3 separate regions of the Homo sapiens genome follow, and all the other regions are linked to region 3. The links are chromatin contacts, found by Hi-C in ENCODE. All regions are on one chromosome and are shown on one strand. The core of a region is the stretch at or near the end of the contact, and the rest is flanking DNA. Distances in the headings are between cores, read along the strand shown.

The links. A loop is a pair of places that touch in the nucleus more often than their neighbours do. Pooled maps may share reads with other maps.
Region 1: a map of posterior cingulate gyrus shows a loop between it and region 3 (6-fold over the local background). The contact joins the promoter of C10orf90 here to the promoter of DOCK1 in region 3. A Hi-C loop is called at or near these places in 4 of 168 maps with a recorded cell type or tissue (adrenal gland, gastrocnemius medialis, posterior cingulate gyrus and 1 more) and 4 of 50 pooled maps.
Region 2: a map of mammary epithelial cell shows a loop between it and region 3 (10-fold over the local background). The contact joins the enhancer-like site here to the promoter of DOCK1 in region 3. A Hi-C loop is called at or near these places in 5 of 168 maps with a recorded cell type or tissue (HCT116, IMR-90, MCF 10A and 2 more) and 3 of 50 pooled maps.

The regions. Positions count from the first base shown.
Region 1 is chr10:126,669,114-126,672,656 of GRCh38, reverse strand. It overlaps C10orf90 (chromosome 10 open reading frame 90), which reads left to right and starts at 1,964. Exons shown (of 10, transcript NM_001350921.2): 1 at 1,964-2,416. The coding sequence starts at 2,177.
Region 2 is chr10:127,146,766-127,150,355 of GRCh38, reverse strand. The region is part of intron 27 of DOCK1 (dedicator of cytokinesis 1); the gene reads right to left. All of the region lies in intron 5 of INSYN2A (inhibitory synaptic factor 2A), which reads left to right. Among named protein-coding and RNA genes, the nearest start is that of INSYN2A, 48 kb to the left of the region's middle. RefSeq lists an enhancer at 934-2,133. Within about 2 kb of position 1,760, at least 6 of the 41 ENCODE cell types and tissues checked have a DNase peak (open chromatin) inside an H3K27ac peak, as active enhancers do; they include HCT116, IMR-90, endothelial cell of umbilical vein and 1 more, where a contact is called at or near this core.
Region 3 is chr10:126,904,168-126,907,430 of GRCh38, reverse strand. DOCK1 (dedicator of cytokinesis 1) reads right to left here and starts at 2,003. Exons shown (of 52, transcript NM_001290223.2): 1 at 1,868-2,003. The coding sequence starts at 1,913. LOC105378550 (a long non-coding RNA gene) reads left to right here and starts at 2,053. Exons shown (of 2, transcript XR_946449.3): 1 at 2,053-2,871; 2 at 2,989-3,263. LOC124900289 (a long non-coding RNA gene) reads right to left here and starts at 1,700. Exons shown (of 2, transcript XR_007062336.1): 1 at 1-1,700. RefSeq lists an enhancer at 234-982.

The DNA.
Region 1 (3,543 bases), core at 715-3,214, 230 kb after region 3:
CTCGGGGTAGCTGATGACCAGTCCTGGTCTCGGGGTAGCTGATGACCAGTCCTGGTCTCGGGGTAGCTGATGACCAGTCCTGGTCTCGGGGTAGCTGATGACCAGTCCTGGTCTCGGGGTAGCTGATGACCAGTCCTGGTCTCGGGGTAGCTGATGACCAGTCCTGGTCTCGGGGTAGCTGATGACCAGTCCTGGTCTCGGGGTAGCTGATGACCAGTCCTGCTGGCCTCAGCATTGTCCAAGGTCCTTTAATGTGTGTAGTGGTGGAAGAAAAGACTTTATTATTTGTTATCTGCCTTGCGGGGTCTCCTGGACAGGAGCAGATAGACACAAATGGGAGCTGGTTTAAATGGCGTTTTTGGGGACACAGGGAATGACCTTCCCTGTGCCCAAACATGAAGCAGATCCCCTCTTTCCTTGGTGTCCCTGTTCAATTTTCATGTTTTTATTGCTCAAATGTCTCCCATGGCTTTCTTTATCACATTGCTTCCAAATCCAAGATGGCGCTCCATGGTGTAGCTCCCTGGGAGTTTCCAGCATGACTGTCAGGTTTGAGTCAGCCATGGATGCCATCAGTTGGGTGTTGACACTCTCTTTGACATCCTTGGGAGAGCCCCAGGCAGACCCGGGCTGTGTTCTGTTTAAGGAACCATGAACTCCACTTCACTGTGTGATCTTGAGCCAGCATTTAGTCTCTGTAGGTCTTCTACTTTAACACTCAAATGAGAATGTTGGCCTAAATGATCTCTAAAGTCTTTTCTGTCTCCTCCTTCATTGTAGTTCCCATCTTCAATACTTCCATTGCTCCGAAGGTGGAAGTTCAGCATTTTAGCCCCCAAGTCCTAGCCCTGCTGAGTGTGACATGCAAAGCTTCGACCCACAGCAGGAAGTCTCACAGTTCTGGGCTAGGACTGCAGCTCTGTTTTCAGGAAAGTTATCTGGAGGCTCTTCTTCCTTTAGCCTCTCCCATGGCTTTCAATGTGGGGCAGGTGAGTTAATTATTCAAGGGGGTGTCTCTGCCAAGAGAAAGTCACCTGTGGAGAAGAGTTCTGTGTCTGGACTTGGAGCACAGCCACGATGCTGTCATCTGCTTCCTCTTGGCACACACCCTTGATCCAAGGCTTGCCATTTTCACTTCTAAATTACTAGGTTAATAGAAATGGCATCAAAACATTAAATAAAGTGAGGCATATACCATGGATCTGCAATTCTAATTGACTTGAAATTTAGAATCTGATAATTATTAGCATTGTGTTAATCTCCGTTATCATATGTGTAGCGAACACTGTGCAAAATAATTTGGGTAGAGAACGCGCAACTGTACTTTCAAAATGATGCCTAACGTGACTCTATTCTGTGTTGTTGTTTCACTGTTTTGCTCACCAGATCCTAACAATAACCCTGTGAGTGGCAGATGGGGTATTTTCCTTCCAGTCTTCCTCCTGGTAAACTGAGACTCAGGGTGGTGAGGGAACTTCCCATGGTTGACCCAGGACCAGAGCCCCCTTCTAGGCGAGTGGACTCCACCCCCAGCCCCCACGTGATGCGCTGTTTTTCCGATGCCCTCTTGCAGCTGTTGCTGCTTCTGCGCTGGGAGTTCTCTTTTTCACTTGAATGTTTTCTTCTCCAGGGCTGAGGACGCTCTTTGTATTGGTAGGCAGCCTGCACTTGTTCCTTTCAGTCCTGGCAAGTAAAAGCAGGAATTCTAAAAAGCAACGATTATTCCTCCTAGTTCCTTTGTACAGAGCCCTGTAAATAATTTATTTGGATTTGAGGGGGTAGAGACTGACAAACATATTGAATCTCTCAGTAACTGGGTGAATTCTGTGTTCAAAACTTCAATGCAGTGGAAAGAGAAATACTTCTTTGAAATCAGAGAAGACTTTGAGTGACCCGAGAGCTCAGGCGTGAGGCTGGAAACAGACCACAACAAGAAGTTTTTTTTTTTTTTTTTTTTTTTTTGGCACGTAAAGGTCACCCCTGAGGTTCCCACATCCACATCCTTCACAAATGTAGCTGGGATATTGAGACAACTAGCTCTGGAGTTGGAAAACACTGGGACAGGTCCGAGCTGGGGCACTGCCCAAGTCCCTCCTGTTGCACTCAATACCTGGGTTAAACAAAGAAAATTGTGTTTGCCAGTCTCACTAGCTAAAGTCACAAGATACTGAGTCTCATGCAGCACTCTGGAATTCCTACAAAAACTCATCCGCAGGGGTATGCTGCCCGCTACACAGAAACGGCCGTGCATCGGACTTTCCAGATAAAAACATTTAGTACAGAGTTGAAAAACCATGTGATGGTCATGGATTTTGTGAAGAGTAACTGGTTTCCCTCCCAGAGAAGAGCCAAAGTTTGTATCATCCATATGTGTCAAGGCTTGAAGACGGCTGAGCAGACAGCCAGCAGATATGAGGTATGGCTGAGCCTGGGTGGGTGAGTGGGTACACGCTTGACTCAGAGAGAGATGGACGTGTTGCTCATCAGACAGTTCAGGTGTTTTATCTGGTCTAATAAATTAATCATTTGTGTTTGTAGACTTCCCTAAGGGATTTGGAAAAGCCTTCTTCATTTCTGAATTTATTTTAGTTTTTGAAATATGGGGGAGGGGGAAAGTATATCGGATGAAGTTAATTTACGATGACACATGTCTGCATTTACAAACTTTATTGGTGCTCCAAAGACTACTGAGTTGGGTAATTTGTATCCATGTTTAGAAACTACAGCATGTTTCTGTGAGTTAAATATTCTTAGCTCTGTATGTTTGCAATCACCTGTCTTTAAAAGCAAATTCCTACTTGTTTCCTGTTGCGTTTTGTAGGAGAATATGTATGACGTGCCTTCATCGAGTTAAAATAGAATGATTCAAGTTAGGCCAGTAAGAATGATCTTTTATTTTTGAGAGCAAGCTCTAATTTTCAAGCAGAGACAACTTTGTAAAAAAAAAAAAAAAGACAGAGAGTGAGAGAACTTTGGAGATTTAAAATGTCAAAGTGAGATAAACACATTACTCTGAAACATATTTGTATTCTGCAACTAGTATCAGCCACAAGCAGTTATCTTTTCAGAAAGTAAACACGCATGAAATCTGATCGGCTGTTTATTGTACATGGAATAAATTATGAACGACATTGTAATTGACTCCCATATAGCTCATTTACCCATCTCTTTTGATAGATGTAACATGCAAATTGCTAATGCCTTATGAAAAGGTAACCTTTCTGAATATTGATGCTGTTATTAGGAAAGCCTTCCCATGAATACTGGCAAATACGCCAGGTCTTTGTTCCCCAGGCTGGGCAGAAGGAAGCCAGCACAGTGTGGAAGGAACAGGTTTTTCAAGGTTCAAGGCTGGCTTCTTCCAGTTCCAGCCCTGGGAGTGTGAATTTCCATGTTCACAACAGAGATGTAAAGGCCACAGAAATAATGGTGCTAATTAAATTCAGTAATAGTTGTTCATTACTTCATTGCCCAATCAACTGGAGCAAAAGGTGTGCAATTAGAATATAATTGAAAGAAATCAGAGATGTCATTATTCACAAG
Region 2 (3,590 bases), core at 511-3,010, 240 kb before region 3:
AGCAAAGAGAAAGGGGAGGGTGAGCAATGGGGATTGAGCTGGATGACCTCGCAGCTTGCGGTCAGTTCTGTGAGTCACCCCCAAATGTCAGAAGCTTAAGAATAGAAGTTTCTTCGGTAGAAAAGTGTTCAGAACCCAGTGAGTTCCTTGGGCAGGAGGAGTCACCTATTCAGGTGACTCAGTAGCAGTGTACATGGGTGGCCACAGCATCTCGGAAGTATAGACTCCAAGTGAGCCAGAGGGTGTCTCCAAATTTCAAAGGCTTTACAAATCTACATCCATGTCTTGTTCTCCCATGCAAACTTACAGCCAAGTCCTCCTTGAATTCCTGCATATGAATCTGTAGAAACACAATTCCAGCAGCAGGGGAAAGTATAGCTCAGGTTACAGTCCTTGCTGTCAGATCAAAGCCTGGCTCTTAGTTGCAAGGACCTGAATCCGGGAGTTCAGGAACTTTCCTGTGAGTCCCTACACCACCATTACAACCCACTTCTCCATATGCACCATGGGATGCCTGGAACACCCCGGGATTGGGTAGCTTAAAGGAATTTCAAAATAAATCTTAAAATGTCACATGACTGTGGTTGTCCCAGAGGCTTGAGAACACGTGGGGCCATCACAGCTGCCAGTGTTCACACATTGTAATGTCATACCCTGCTTTCTGGAAGGCCAAAAGCCCTGGAGGGAAATGAATTTGACCCTGCCTGTCTTGCATTTAAACACCACTTTTCACTCGAAACCCAATTACCCTCTCCGAGCAGCATAGCTATCCACCGTGTTTCCAGTAATGCCTGGCCCAGGGAGATGAAAAGGATACTGTGTTCAAGACCCGGCTGCCTGGGGCTTTAGCACCACAGGCCTGTAATAAATGGGTACCTTTGCCATGGGAGGCGGTACATATTTCTCTGTGAAAAATAATTCTGTCATGGAAATATAGAGGACTAGGGAAAAGCATCAAAAGGACAAACGGTCTTGATGCAATTTCAAGGCGGGGGGAAAACCACCAGTACGACAAGCGAAAGGTGAGAAACATCAGCCCGTGAGAGCCTGCCGCGTACCTGCAAGGTTAGGGCTGAGCTTCTCTGCCCTCTCTCTTGGGTGGGGTGTCTGTTCAGTCTCCAGGTCCTCTGGGGTTGCACTAAGGGATCATCAAGGTCCCTTCCAGATCTGAAATCCCAGGAGCTGCTTTTTACAATTATGCAAGGGATGTAACTATGGGTTTCAAGAGACTGCACAGAAGGGTAAAAGTGTGGAGAGTCACAAGGCATTCCTCAGCTGAAAAACACCTCTCCCTTATTGGCAAATCTATTGACTCAGAGCTGAGTAACACTTCTTCGGCAGAGGATTGATGGGCTTCCTCCTAGACCACTGAAACCCCAAGTACCAAACGTGATCTTTCTGACAAATTTTGAGATGGTTGACACAGCTACATCTTTTTCTAAGATGACAGACATCCCTTCGGTTGTGATGCAGACCGACTGTGCTACTCTAATTAAAACCATCTCAGCATGAAAGAAGATTAAAAGAGATTCCAGTTTCCGTTTTCTTTAGGAAAACTTTTCTGGCTTATCTTCCATATTTCTTGTCAAAATATGCCGTAATTATTTCAGAAAATGTTTTGTGGATAAATTACTAATATAATCTTTGCTCATAAGCAGCTGAAATTTCTTCTCTCCAGCCCTATTTTGGTAATTCTTTTGTCGGACTAATCTGATGAGTCACACCACGGATGATTCAGCTTTTGTTCGGATGTGGTTTCAGAAAGGAACAATGAAACATCATCGGCAAACCAGCCATTCTCTCCTTCGCTGAAATGGTTAATTTGTAACATAGTACTGCGACAAAATGGCCTGAATTCTAATGTGTACATTTTCATGAAAATAACATGGACCAACTGCAATCCAAGGGCTTTTGGAGATGAAAGCAAGATTTAAAACATAACAGGAATTCTGACTCAGATTCATTAAACAGCATCTCTCCCAGAATTTAGAATCTTCTCGTCAAGTGGTAGAATTCCTACCATCAGTTGCAAGCCCTGAGTGACCACATCCTCCCGGAGCACGCTGTGTCTGCTTCATTTCTGGATCATCACAGCCACCACACAAAGTGGCCTCAAGTGACACTAATAATTCTGCAGTGGATCAATGAGTGGGCTTGGAACCTGACTGGATGGGAACGCCACAAGGCTCCACACCACTTGTCTGACATCAGAGAGGGGGAGCTTGTGAAACGCATTGCTGTGTACTCCATGCTTTCACTGTTTGATATGATCCATGATGGTCAAGGACAGGTGGAATTTTTTTTTTTTTTTTTTTTTTTTTTTTTGAGACAGAGTCTCACTCTGTTGCCCAGGCTGGAGTGCAGTGGTGCAATCTCGGCTCACTGCACCCTCCTCCTCCTGGGTTGAAGCAATTCTTCTGCCTCAGCCTCCCGAGTAGCTGGGACTACGTGCGCGCACCGCCAATCCTGGCTAATTTTTGTATTTTTAGTAGAGATGGGGTTTCACCATATTGGCCAGGCTGTTCTCAAACTCCTGACCTCATGATCCACCCGCCTCGACTTCCCAAAGTGCTAGGATTACAGGCATGAGCCACCGTGCCCAGACAAGGACAGGTGGAATTTTAAACAACCACTTTGATAAAAATGCCTTAGCCCTTTCCATTTGGGGTCCTAAAGGGTATTAATTGAACAGGTGTTTTTCAAGGGACCTCCTAAGGACAAGTTCTGCACCAGGCCCTGGGAGACTGGGAGGAGTGTGAAGCTGCTGAAGACACCTCCATGCATGCCCCTTACCCTGGGACCCCGGGATGAGGGTAAGGACAGAGCTCTGGCGAGAGAGAGCCCTCTGTATGGAAGGTGAGAGCCACAGGTGCAAGGACGTAAAAGGCAGGCGAGGAGGAGGTGAAGGAAGCCAGGGTGCCCGACCTGGCAAAGCAGACTCCAAAGAAAACAAGATAATCGTGGAGGGAGGCCAGGTTAGGGAGGATTTGGATGGCCTCTCTAGAGCCCTCCAGGCTACGGCGTTAGGAACAACTGGCAGGAACTAGGAGGACAAACAGCCAGGGCACCCCCAAGGATGGATGGGAAACCTCGCGACCCGTGAACACTCCCCCTTAGACAGGCTGGAGAACATCCCAGTCCACCACAATCCTTGACGGCTTCTCAAGTAGGAAGCTCCAAAAGAAGGCAAGTTCCTTCCCCAAATGACTGGAGGATTTCAGGAAAGATGAGGAAAATATCTAACATTATGAGACTGAATGAAGAATTCACAAAAGTGATGGGTTGTATTTTCTCACATCATTCTTGGTAATGTATTACAACACCAATAAGACCACAAAACAGAGGGTGCAAAGAGTTCTAGATAAAATCACGCACACTGGCACTTCACTGATTCCGAGTGTATTGCAAAAAGAAAGCTGGTCAGGATAGTGCACGATCAAGACAGCCGGCAGAACCGGGCACCTCCTGACTAATGGAGACCTATTGTTAAGAGTGGTAATTGCATTTGTATGCAGAATCCGTGCCAATTCCAGCCTGTCCGGAGCCCACTTGGAGTGGAGTCTCTGCAGCCTTTGTCATTCAGCGATTAT
Region 3 (3,263 bases), core at 754-3,253:
AGTGATGGCCCCCACTGCACCCCGATGGCCCCCACTACACCCCCAATGGCCACTACTGCACCCTGGCCATGGGCACCTAAGTTGCTTCCTCAGCAGGGCCAGGGCTATGGGATGCCTGCTCCTCTGCCAGCCTCCTGCCTCTCCTGCCTATCCACCTCTTCCTCTCTCTCTGCGTGTGCTGGTGCTAGGTTCCCTGGGAGTCAGTCCTCAGCTCTCTCCTCTACACACTACCCCCGCAGGGACCCCCACTGTCGCCACAACCCAAGCATTCTCAGGTGGAATATCCACCCCGAACCTCTCGCCTCTGATGCAGACTGAAGGCCCGTGCCAAGTGCCCCAGACTGAATCCATTAGGTGGTGCACAGGGTGCAGGTTACACACTGAGTCTGCAGTCAGATGAGCTCTCCTGCACTTTTGTGAATGTGTCTGGGCCTCAGTTTCCTCATCTGCAAAATGGGGAGATGGGGAGGAAGCTCAGTCATAATGGTCCTGAAGCAAGGAGGCCCCCTATGCCTCCCAGCATGTGGAACAAGCTAAGTGCAGGCCCGGTAGGACCCAGGGCTGTCCCAGGACTGTCCCCGTGACCACTGTCCAGCTGGCTCCGTGGTCAGGGCATACTGTAAGTCATTGACAGCAGAGAGAAGCAACTGTTCACAGAAAGGAGAGCGCTCCGGGGACAAGGGCTGCCAGGGCGCTTCCCAAAAGTCAGAGAGCCAGGATTCGAACCACACCAGCAGAGGGTCGGGCAGGTCCAGCACGGGCCAGGCACAGAATGGGCGCGGGGCTGCTGCTGAGACGGTGCCCTTGGAGGACACAGCCTGGGCTGTGGGAGGCGAGACCACCAAAGGTCTTCCCAGTCGGGTCGAGTGGCCTGGATGAGGCAGGCGGTCAAGGATGTCTGTGGATGGTGGGACGGGGAATAGCAAGCCCGAAAACCAACTGGGAAGATCCCGGACCCGGGAGAGCAGGAGAGTAGCCACGGCCCAGTCCCGACACCAGGCGCGCAGATCACGAAGAGGTGGGCGTCCGCAGGCCTCGGCGACCGGCTGCGGGTCCCCGGGGCGCAAGGATGCGGGTCCCACGCGGACGGGCCCGTCTATTCAGCCGCAAGGGAAAGCCTCCCTCTCAGGAATGCGCACTCGGGTCCGAAATGTAAACTTGCAACCCGACTCCTTCCATCCCCCCTCGGAAGCGACAAAGAGCCGCGGAGCAAAAACAGGCCCCCGCTCTCCCGGAAGGGTCTCCAGGCCTGGGGCCACTGGGGCGCTCGGCCGCTCGCCTTCTCTCCAAGGTCCCACACGGTCCCCAGCGAGACCGCCGAGGGGCAAGGGGCGCTGGCCACCCAGGTCGCGCCCCCTCCTCCCCGCCGGGAAAGGGCGGAATTATCCGCTGGGACCGCGCCGACCTGAGCCCGCCCACCCAGAGCCCGGACGCGGGACGCAAGTTCATCCAAGAAGCAGAAGCCGCCGCGAGACAGTGACCCCTGGGCTTCCCTGACGGGCCCAGCCGCGCAGATAGCAGCGGCCGGGGCCGGGGAGTTGGGGGTAGCCCGGGGGGCTCCACGGCAGAGGTCCAGAGGAGCGGGCGTCGGAGGGGACACCCTAGGGAGGGACGCGCCCGCCCCCATTCCCACCCCACCCCCTCGTGTTCCCGACCCGCATCCCCGGGGCTGGAGCTGACGCCGCCGGGGGCGCGGGGCGGCCGGGGTCGCCGGGCATTGCGAGCGGGGCGGCGGCGCGGGCGCGGGCGGAAGCGCCTCTCCCCGGCCCGGCGGCCGCTCGGGGCGGCGGCAACAGGCGCCCGGCACACCCGCCCCGCCGGAGCCTGGGCTTGGGGCGAGAGGCGCGGCGGCGGCGGCGCTGCTCACCCACGCCGTACTTCTCCTCGCGCTTGGTGGGCACCCAGCGCGTCATGGCGCCGCCGGAGCCGCCGCGGGTCGGGCAGGAAACTCCGCGTCTAGGCCGCCATTTTCCATTCCTTTCGAGCCGCGACAGGATGGGGAGGAAAAAGTTTGCGGCGGAGGCGGCGTCATGTGGGACGGGGCGGGCGGAGCGTCGCGGGCCGGATGGGAAAGGCCGGGAGCGCCGGCGGGAGGCGGGACGGCCGCGGGCTCTGCGCCCGCCCTCGGCGCGGACCCTGGGCCCCGACCCCGCGGTCGCCGGGGCTCCCCTTCCTCTGTCCCAGTGCGCCCAGCCCCGCGCTCCGCACCCGGGCACCCCCGCGGGGTTCTCCTGAGTTCCTGGAGCTCCCGGGGCTGGCGCTCACGCCGTGAGAGGGGTGCGCCCTTAGGGGGGCGGGACGGACGGGGGGTTTCTACGGGAGGTAGGAAACGGGCGGCTTGCAAGGCGCGGGCTTAGGCCGGAGCCTGGTGGTGCGAGGTCCCCAGCTCGGATTTCTCCCTGGTGGAGAGTCCCGGAGCAGAACAAACCAGCAGAGGCTCTGGAAAGGGTCCTCCTGAGCACGTGGCTCATTCATTCATTCGACAAACGTTACCTGAGCGCCTGCCCACTCATTGCCCGAGTGTGCTGGGAGCGCCGCACCAACTGCCTGGTAGGTGGGAGAAGGGACACGTCAGGTAACAAACAGCACAGGTAAGTGCCGGCCACTCAAATGGGGTGGAAAGAGGTGGCACAGCGCTGCCGAGGGAGTGCGTTCCAGACAGGTGACCTCTTGCTTGGGTGCTGAATGAGTGGAGTTTTCCAGAGAGACCAAGAGGAAGCAGCCGCAGAAACCTCAGCCCAGCTGGGCTTGCAGAAGCTAATGCTAGAATAGTTGTGGGACTCAGGATCTGCTGAAGTCGGGGGAAGAGAGAAGTAGGGAAAGGAAAGCCCAGGCCACGCGTGGGGCTCAGGAACGGCATCCTCGCCCGAGGTGGGAGTTCTTCTCAGGCCCTGGTGTTTCCCATGACAGTAAAAGGTGGGGGCTTCAGATTTCTCCAAGGGAAAAGTTAAAGCAACACACACCTATTTATTTTTACTGTAATTTCAGAAAAGAGAGGTTAAAACCAAGACATGGACAAAGCCTCCGAATGAAGGCAGCCCTTTAAATGGAATAAATTTGGTTTCATGGCACATTAATGGGGTGTCTTCTCTCCGAAGACACAGAGACAACTACAGTAGGTCTGGGGGCCGTCAGGGATTGGAGGAACGAAGGTAAGAAAAGGAAGAAGGTAAGAAAAAGAGGTCCCTACCTCTGTGAGGTAGGGACAGTGCTGAACAGCAGGGCTGGGAGAGCCCACAGGGAGGTGGCCAGGATGGCCACAG